3 separate regions of the Homo sapiens genome follow, and all the other regions are linked to region 2. Evidence: read pairs that join two places in POLR2A ChIA-PET (ENCODE). Cell type or tissue: OCI-LY7. All regions are shown on one strand.

Region 1 (2,500 bases), 88 kb after region 2:
TGTAAATTACTCGGCCATCTGTCCTTAAGCTGTCACAAATCATACATGGAGAGCATATGTATAATGAAAATAGATTAACAAACTTTTTAGAGTTTACATGCTTCTGAGTTAATTAATCCTCTGTCCCACACATTTCCAAGATTTTTCAACAATATGTTTGATGAATCTGTTTAATTACATGAATGGGGTATATGTACATGTATATGTTTTATAATGTCATTATTACAAATTCAAAGGAAATCATGCAATTGATTTAACATTTTCACTTAAAAATGAAAATAAATAAATTTAATCATATACAGGACCTGGATCTATTGGCTTCATTCTGCTCATTTTATTATTAATGTTGAAAATTGATATTAACATTAGCAGCTACCATAAATATCTCACTTTCCTCTTAATGAAGATGATATATATGCATATATCTCACCCCTGCATTTCACAAAGATGCTACAGAGAGCAAGTGTTTTAGTCACTGGAGTCGAATTCCTGTTTCAAGGACGTATTCTCAGTACTATCACAATACAAAATTTGACCTCAGGAAATTTGCATGATTTCCTTGCCTCAGTTTCTCCTTTTATTAGTGTTTGCATGCCCACATGTGTGATCACGTAGAGCAGATCTTTATACTAAGTTATTGGAATAGTTTATAAATGGATGTGCCAGAAGGCTTTAGTTGCAAGAAATGAACGTATAAATATGACAATATCAACAAGATAGGAATATATTAATAAAGTAGTTTTTTTTCAAAACTGGAGCAGGGTTTTGTGATACCACTCTTGCCTAGCCAAAGCCAATCTAAATACACATCAATCATAAGTAATCGTTGTGCAACTGTACAATTGTATAAGCAACTGTACCAGCAATTGTATACTAAAAGGCTTTGCAAAGACCCGATGAGCATTTAAAATTTAACTCCCACTCAATGCAGACCTAGAACAGTAAAATAGTGAATAGAAAAACTTAAAAGGTTCCCACAGCATGTTCCCTAAGCAGGAAGGGACTGAAGTTTTCCCGCAAAGCCTTTTCCCTATTGCTTTGTAGACACAATGTATGCCTGTTTCCATAAACAAACAATTCCATGCCCAGAAAGTCCACTCTCACCTCTTAATACAAAATGTTCCCGAAAATACACATATAATGTGAAACTGTCCCTATCACCAGATGGACTGGAGGCAAGAGCTGATCATTCTGCCCCATGCAAATGCATGCACAAGCCCCCTCTGGGACAGCCCGCATAGTTAAATATAGTGAGCTGTACACCTGCAATCCTTGGAGAAGAAGTGAAGACTTTAGGTCCAGTAGGTGCAACCCATGTTTCCTCTTGTCGTCAGGACAGGTGGCAAGCAAGTAACAGCCGTGATTTGACTATTTTGCATCAGAACTTTTTCAGGGCACACTTAGAAAAAGAACAACAGGGGAGATTGTGAGAGTATTCTTGTTTAGCCATCAGCACAAAGGGGAAAGATTTTGGCTCACCGACAATATGGTGACAAATGCTTGCACTGTGGCGGAAGTTTCATTTGAAGTTCTCTGCCCCTGTTGATTGCCCTAATCTGGCAATGGTATGAGTTCCACAGAAATTTGATGCAACTGAGGAGAAAGGAGCAGTGCTTTTGGACGGCACAAGGGCTGTTTCATGGACGCAATGCCTTTTCAATCTCAGTGCAAGAGAGTCTCAGATGTGACACATTTGACTTATGTCTTCCTTTTTACACATTATCCACACACTTGCATGCTACAAAAATAAGAGTTTATGATCAGATCTGATCTTATCTGAAATATTCATACGTAATTCCATGTAGCCTCAACTGAGAAGCTAGGTGGTCATTTTGTCCCTGACTTTCACATCAGGACAAATCTGATGATTGGCATTTTATTGACATATAGAAATCCTTGGAGATATGGATATATAAACTATGCAATGTAATTTGTTTCTAATACCTTCTTAAGGTTTATGAGATAGAGGGGAAGTATATCTTGATAACAAAAACTACCTCCTACGAAATGTGCTGCAGTGTTAGTTACCACCAAAGGTAGACATATTATTTTTTAGGGTAACTTTTTTGCAAGATCCAGGCAAAAGTCTCAGTGAGTGTGTGTGTGTGTGTGTGTGTGTGTGTGTGTGTGTGCATGCACGTGCTTTTCAGGTACCTGTGGAACCTGAATGTGGTACATTCAGTTTGTAAGTTATACCTGAATGTACCATGAATTTGAATAATTACTAGGAGCTTTCCTGGGTTTGTAATTGGCCAGTCCTCTGTGTTGTCACAGGGTGCAAGAATGGTGACAGTGACATTATCAGAGCCTCCACACAAATGGTACCTGGTGACCCACTGATGCACTGATATGACTGCAACCCTGAAAGCCTGCTTCCCTCAAGCCAAACCCCTGTGAGAAGGAAGTAGACTTAAGGTAGCTTCTATCCAAGTTCATTTTCAGTGCATAGTAGGCCATGCACTGATAAATGGCTTTCCTGGCCTTGGCAATGTCTGCCGTC
Region 2 (2,500 bases):
GCCTCCCAAGATGGAGAATGGAGACTATGTAAGGCTCAGAGATAGGAGTCCAACCAGCCCACTCAGGGCACAGTGATTGTCCCAGTCTGTCTGAAGAAAGAGCAATTTTAAGGAAGCAAAGGAAGATGAGTTTGGGAACGTACTGGGTAGGGGTTGCTGTCATGGATTTTCCCCTAGAGCCTCCAGAAGGAATGTAACCCTGCTAACCCATTTTAGATTTCTGAACTCCAGGACTGTGGGAAAATAAATTTGTGTTGTGTTAAGCCACTAAGTGTGTGATGATTTGTTACAGCAGCCATGGGAAACTAATATATCTTATGTGTATACAAATACATTTCTCATCTTCACAAACATTACTGTAACCATTAGACCATACTATCTGAATGTAGTGTTTAATTTCAACAAATTGGAGACAAGACAGCAAAGCCAGCTTCTCCAAAGAAAGCTTACCTTCCAAATATCTCACTGCCTAAATCAACAACCATTCACCCAGGGCTTCCCCTACCTGCCAGACCACTTGATCATGAATGTCCAACTTCCAGGGTGCAAATTCACACAAGTGAAAATCTAGCCCAACTTTCCATTTAACCGTCACATCATATAGTTGATAAATGGGCCTGTTTTTCATGTCTCTGCTAGGAATACTGGGAAGACAGAGCAATATTTGAAAAACATTGGGCTAAGTAAAATAATTATAAAGCATTATTTTAATAAGTTACTGCTTTCAATGTCAACTAATATAATTCATTCAGTGTTGTTTCCTCCTTAGCTTTATTTCCCATTTAACAAGCTCCCTGAATACCTTTTAAAGGGATTGTGATGCCTATATAGAGAAATAAAATATATTTTAAAACATATTTTATTCTCACCCTCAACTATTACACAGCAGTCTTTGGAAAGGCTGATAAGATCAGTTGAGCCCAATGTCACTAAGTGGAGATAACCTGATGCCATTTCCCAAATGCCAGATTGTAGCAGCGGCCTGATCACCAACCCCCACAACTCTCCAGGCACATTACCCACTGGAAATGCAGTTGGAATGGCAGAAGTTCACTTGCATAAATAAATCCCAAGCCAATTCCATAAATAATAAATCACTCATCTTGTAGAAGAAAAAAGATGCAGCTACACAACTTTTACGTGTAATACTATGGCTCACTCAGAATGAAAGGGGGAGAAACAGAAAAGGGAAGTACAATTTCCTCTGCCCTCACTAAATGTTATTTGCAAGAATATTTGTTTTCTGTTTTGCTTCACTTTGGTTTTTATCGTTTTGAAAGGAAATGCACAAAAACATAGATATCATTAAATATGGAATACTAAGAGGGCAAAGAGCATCATGATCGGGTAGAATAAACCCCAAAGTAGGAGTCAGGAATCCCACATTCTGTTACTGGATTGGCCGTTAACTGCCAAGTGAGCAACAAACAGGTAGTTTCACCACCTGTGACTCAATACCAAGTCATTTACAGTTAGAATTATTAATAGTAGGGGAAAGAACTACAGCGATAATAACAATGCACCCATACTGTGTACCAAGTGTGCATGAGTGCTCTCACTCTTCCACCCCCCTCTCTCTCTTCACATGGGCAATTCCTAATTCTTAAAACGATCCTATGAGATAAGCACTATTATCACCCATCATTGACAGATAAGGGAAGTGAGGTTCATGAGGTTCAGATTACTCAGTAGTGGAGACCAGGAAGTGCTCAGGGAAAGCCAAAAGCTTTCACAGGCTCTGCTTTGCACTCACTCTTTCCCTTCCTAAGAACAAGATGGATGTGGGAGGGGCAAAGCTTAGGCCACTTTGCTCAGAGGCTGCCCCTTTCAACTGCCTTGCCAAGGAAGCAGGAAGGGATCAGATTTCAAGACAATCCTTGTAGTTCCCTGGGCAGGTTGGCTGAGCCATACCATGACAGGAAGAATGTCACCAGGACCATATCCAATGTGTGTGTCTCAGGGTACAGGCTTTAACAGGGATTGTGTTATTTATTTCCTGGTTATAACGCACATACTGAGTTGGGAAGGGTGTGTGGAGTAAGAAGGAGAGGAGTTAGCATGCAAAGTACTTTGGCATTTCTGCTTCTACAAGGAATTACAAAGTACAGAAAAGGAATGCTGCTATAAAACTCCCAAAATTAGACTTGGTTTCAGATCAAAAGCTAAGAAAATAGTGAGAACCCCTTTTAATTCAGCCAGTCACTACACACACAGACAGACCACAGCTCAAATAATATCCCAGAAACATACCCATGTACATTCAGAACTTAATATAACCCAACTAGAACAGAAGGCAGGTGTTAATACTATTCCTCAAACCACATTTCCATGGCATTTCAAATATTTATAGCTTGTTATAAATTACACCAAGGCCACATATCAAAGAATGAAAATCACCCATATTAAATTAATCAGAGATTTTAGAAAATTATACATTGCACATGACTGAGTATAATACATTTAATGTTTCAATGTCATGGAACATTTGCTTTATAAATAA
Region 3 (2,500 bases), 68 kb after region 2:
CAATTACATCTCCAGATTTTCTCTCTGTGCTTTCTACTACAGCATGCTGTCATGCGGAAGGCTTTGAAATCACACAAACTAGGGTTCAAACCCCAGCCTTGACAATTACCCTGTGGCCTTGGGCAAGTCACTTTGTTTTTCAGCTTAGAATTCCTTGTCTATAAGATTAGGAAGACAGTGCTTATCTCCCAGGGTAGTTGTGAAGGTTGAACAAGCAGAAATATAGGATGCCAGGCACATTCAGTTACTGGCACAGGGTAGGGGGTCCAATCAAGATCAGTTCCCTTCTTCTTTTGTAAAAGTAAGGCAAAAGAACACAATCTTTAGTCATTGCACATAAGATTCACATTTCAATGAACCAAGCCTATCAGCAGGGCTCTTTAGTCTTTATTGTGCATATGCATTCCCTGGGGATCTTTTGACAATGCAGACTCAGATTCAGGAAGTTTGGCTGGCACCTGACATTGGGCATTTCCAACAAGTTATACCAAGAGAGGTCGATGCTGCTGTTCCATGGACCCCCTTTTGAATACCAGGGTCTACAATTTAGGAGGCCCGGATCCAGTCCTGGCTCTGCCCTCTAGAGGATGGTAAGTCATCAGGAAGGTTTCATGCAACCATTTGCTAACACCAACTCACACAGAAGCAGTAAGGCCAACTGGTTTCAGAAACAGATTTCATTACAGCTCTCCCCCTGGTGATCAACTCTATGGTTTGGAGGGAAAAGTTCCATTTCCAGGTGTGGACTTACTTGTGATGAAGACGGGGATGACCCAAAAGATAGACTGCTCAATGAATTCTTAAGCCACAGTCCCCTTCCTTTTAATCCATTCTGTTTAACAATACATACCGAGTTTCTCCTCGCTCTAGGCTCTAGCCCACCTAGAGGAACTCATAAATATATGAGGAGAAATAATCTTTGTTTCAGTTCCTATCCCACTTCCTTCCTTGCTGTGACTGCCTTCCCCTGACAGCCCTTCAGCCTGTGGGCACCTGTCTGCATGGATGGCTGCTAAGCAAAGTGGTCTGCCCAGCAGCCAGCCAAGCCTCAGTTCTTCATGCTCCCTTTTAGGAGGTCTCAAGAATATCCTAGTATAGAAGATCAAAATGTGTATCCTTTACCCATTTGGACCTTGCAATAGGTAGCAACAATTATATGTGCAACATATCTACACAAATAGGTTAGAAGAGGCATCAATTTGGGGATGTGCTAAGGCACTGGTTCTGGGTCCCAAATTTTCTTAGCATGGCAAGGATTGAGCATAGAATTGACCTCACTATCCCTTTCAAGAAAAAACTGTCCTAACTTCTGCTTGGGAAATGTTGGTTCGCTAAGGGCTGTAGAGCCAAAGCTTGTGTCTTTAAGAACACTCTGCTTTGCCAAGTAGTAGACATCACCCAACTTGACTGAGCTAAACGTTTTATAAGTAAACTGAAACCACCCACAGGGTAGTATATCACATATATGACTTGCACAGAGCACACCGCCATTGTTTTTAAAAGATGCAAATCCCTGATTAGCTAAATAAATATTTTTAAACATTTAATACAGAATAAACACAAGTTATTCATTTTCAAAAGATTTGTGCTCACCAGAGGCTTTCTTTTTTCCAGCAGAGACTATACATGGGAAAAGCATGATTCCTAATACAAAGGTTCAGTGAGAATTTAAGGGTGAAACCCACTTCTGCCTATCTAGTGGCTGGCTGATCTTCATCCCTCAGGTTATTTTAGCCTCACTAAGCCTCAGTTCACTCATCTGTATAACAGAGGTACATAGTGCCTGCCCTGGGTATCAACCAAACATAAAAGAGCATGGTGAAATCTAAAGTACTCTACAAATGGAAGCTCTTCTGTTATGCATAGAACAGAAAGACATCTGCTGTAATGTGGTTTGTTTAAAATTAACCTGATGTGGTCCAGCAATGAGCACAGACACTGCCATAATGTTAATAATATGATACACTGAACTGATTAAAATTTCAACTATGCTATCCACCCCCATCTCCTTGGAAAGTTAATGAATTAATGAATCTTTAAAGGACAGTCAGGGAGGCCTTAAAAAGAAGATGCCTTTTTGAGTAAGGAGAGAAAGTGGTGGATTACAACTTAATGGCTTCAGAATAGTGGTAATTTCCCTATTTTCTTCACTTGCCTTAGCTCAGCTAATGGCTTCATTAATGGCCACACTCCCCAGCGAATAATAGAGGCCCTTGTCACATCCATCATAGTCACATCACAATAAAACCAGTTTAATACAATCCAGCTCCCTGTCTCATGCCAGTCAGCACGAGGAATCAGAATTAGGCGAACAAAACATACAAAAACTTGTATGTTAAATTCCTTTTAACAATAAGCACGCAACAGGCTACTGGTAATGAAACGTTAACTGTATTGTGCATCCCATGTTGAATAGATAACTATAGCAACAATCACAAAGCTGTGAGGATGAGCTGCTCTTTATTACAAGTTGAGCCACAGTGCCTTTTTATTTCCTTCA

Evidence for each region. Peaks named below come from ENCODE experiments on the same cell type or tissue, not always from the same donor. Only the 100,000 strongest peaks of a DNase experiment are listed, where the experiment ranks them.
Region 1: POLR2A ChIA-PET joins it to region 2 with 30 read pairs; 2 of 35 experiments call an interaction of 5 or more read pairs at or near these places.
Region 3: POLR2A ChIA-PET joins it to region 2 with 10 read pairs; 2 of 35 experiments call an interaction of 5 or more read pairs at or near these places.

The regions. Positions count from the first base shown.
Region 1 is chrX:148,521,007-148,523,506 of GRCh38, reverse strand. The region is part of intron 1 of AFF2 (ALF transcription elongation factor 2); the gene reads right to left. Among named protein-coding and RNA genes, the nearest start is that of AFF2, 22 kb to the right of the region's middle. In OCI-LY7, no CTCF peak of the experiment used is centred here; DNase peaks (open chromatin) are centred at 1,296 and 2,397; H3K4me3 peaks cover 2,280 bases; H3K27ac peaks cover 2,500 bases.
Region 2 is chrX:148,609,203-148,611,702 of GRCh38, reverse strand. The region is part of intron 1 of AFF2 (ALF transcription elongation factor 2); the gene reads right to left. Among named protein-coding and RNA genes, the nearest start is that of AFF2, 110 kb to the right of the region's middle. RefSeq lists an enhancer at 1,144-1,253. In OCI-LY7, no CTCF peak of the experiment used is centred here; a DNase peak (open chromatin) is centred at 1,542; H3K4me3 peaks cover 2,461 bases; H3K27ac peaks cover 2,500 bases.
Region 3 is chrX:148,541,140-148,543,639 of GRCh38, reverse strand. The region is part of intron 1 of AFF2 (ALF transcription elongation factor 2); the gene reads right to left. Among named protein-coding and RNA genes, the nearest start is that of AFF2, 42 kb to the right of the region's middle. In OCI-LY7, CTCF peaks have their summits at 386 and 585 (motif pointing left); DNase peaks (open chromatin) are centred at 709, 979, 1,438 and 1,819; H3K4me3 peaks cover 2,500 bases; H3K27ac peaks cover 2,500 bases.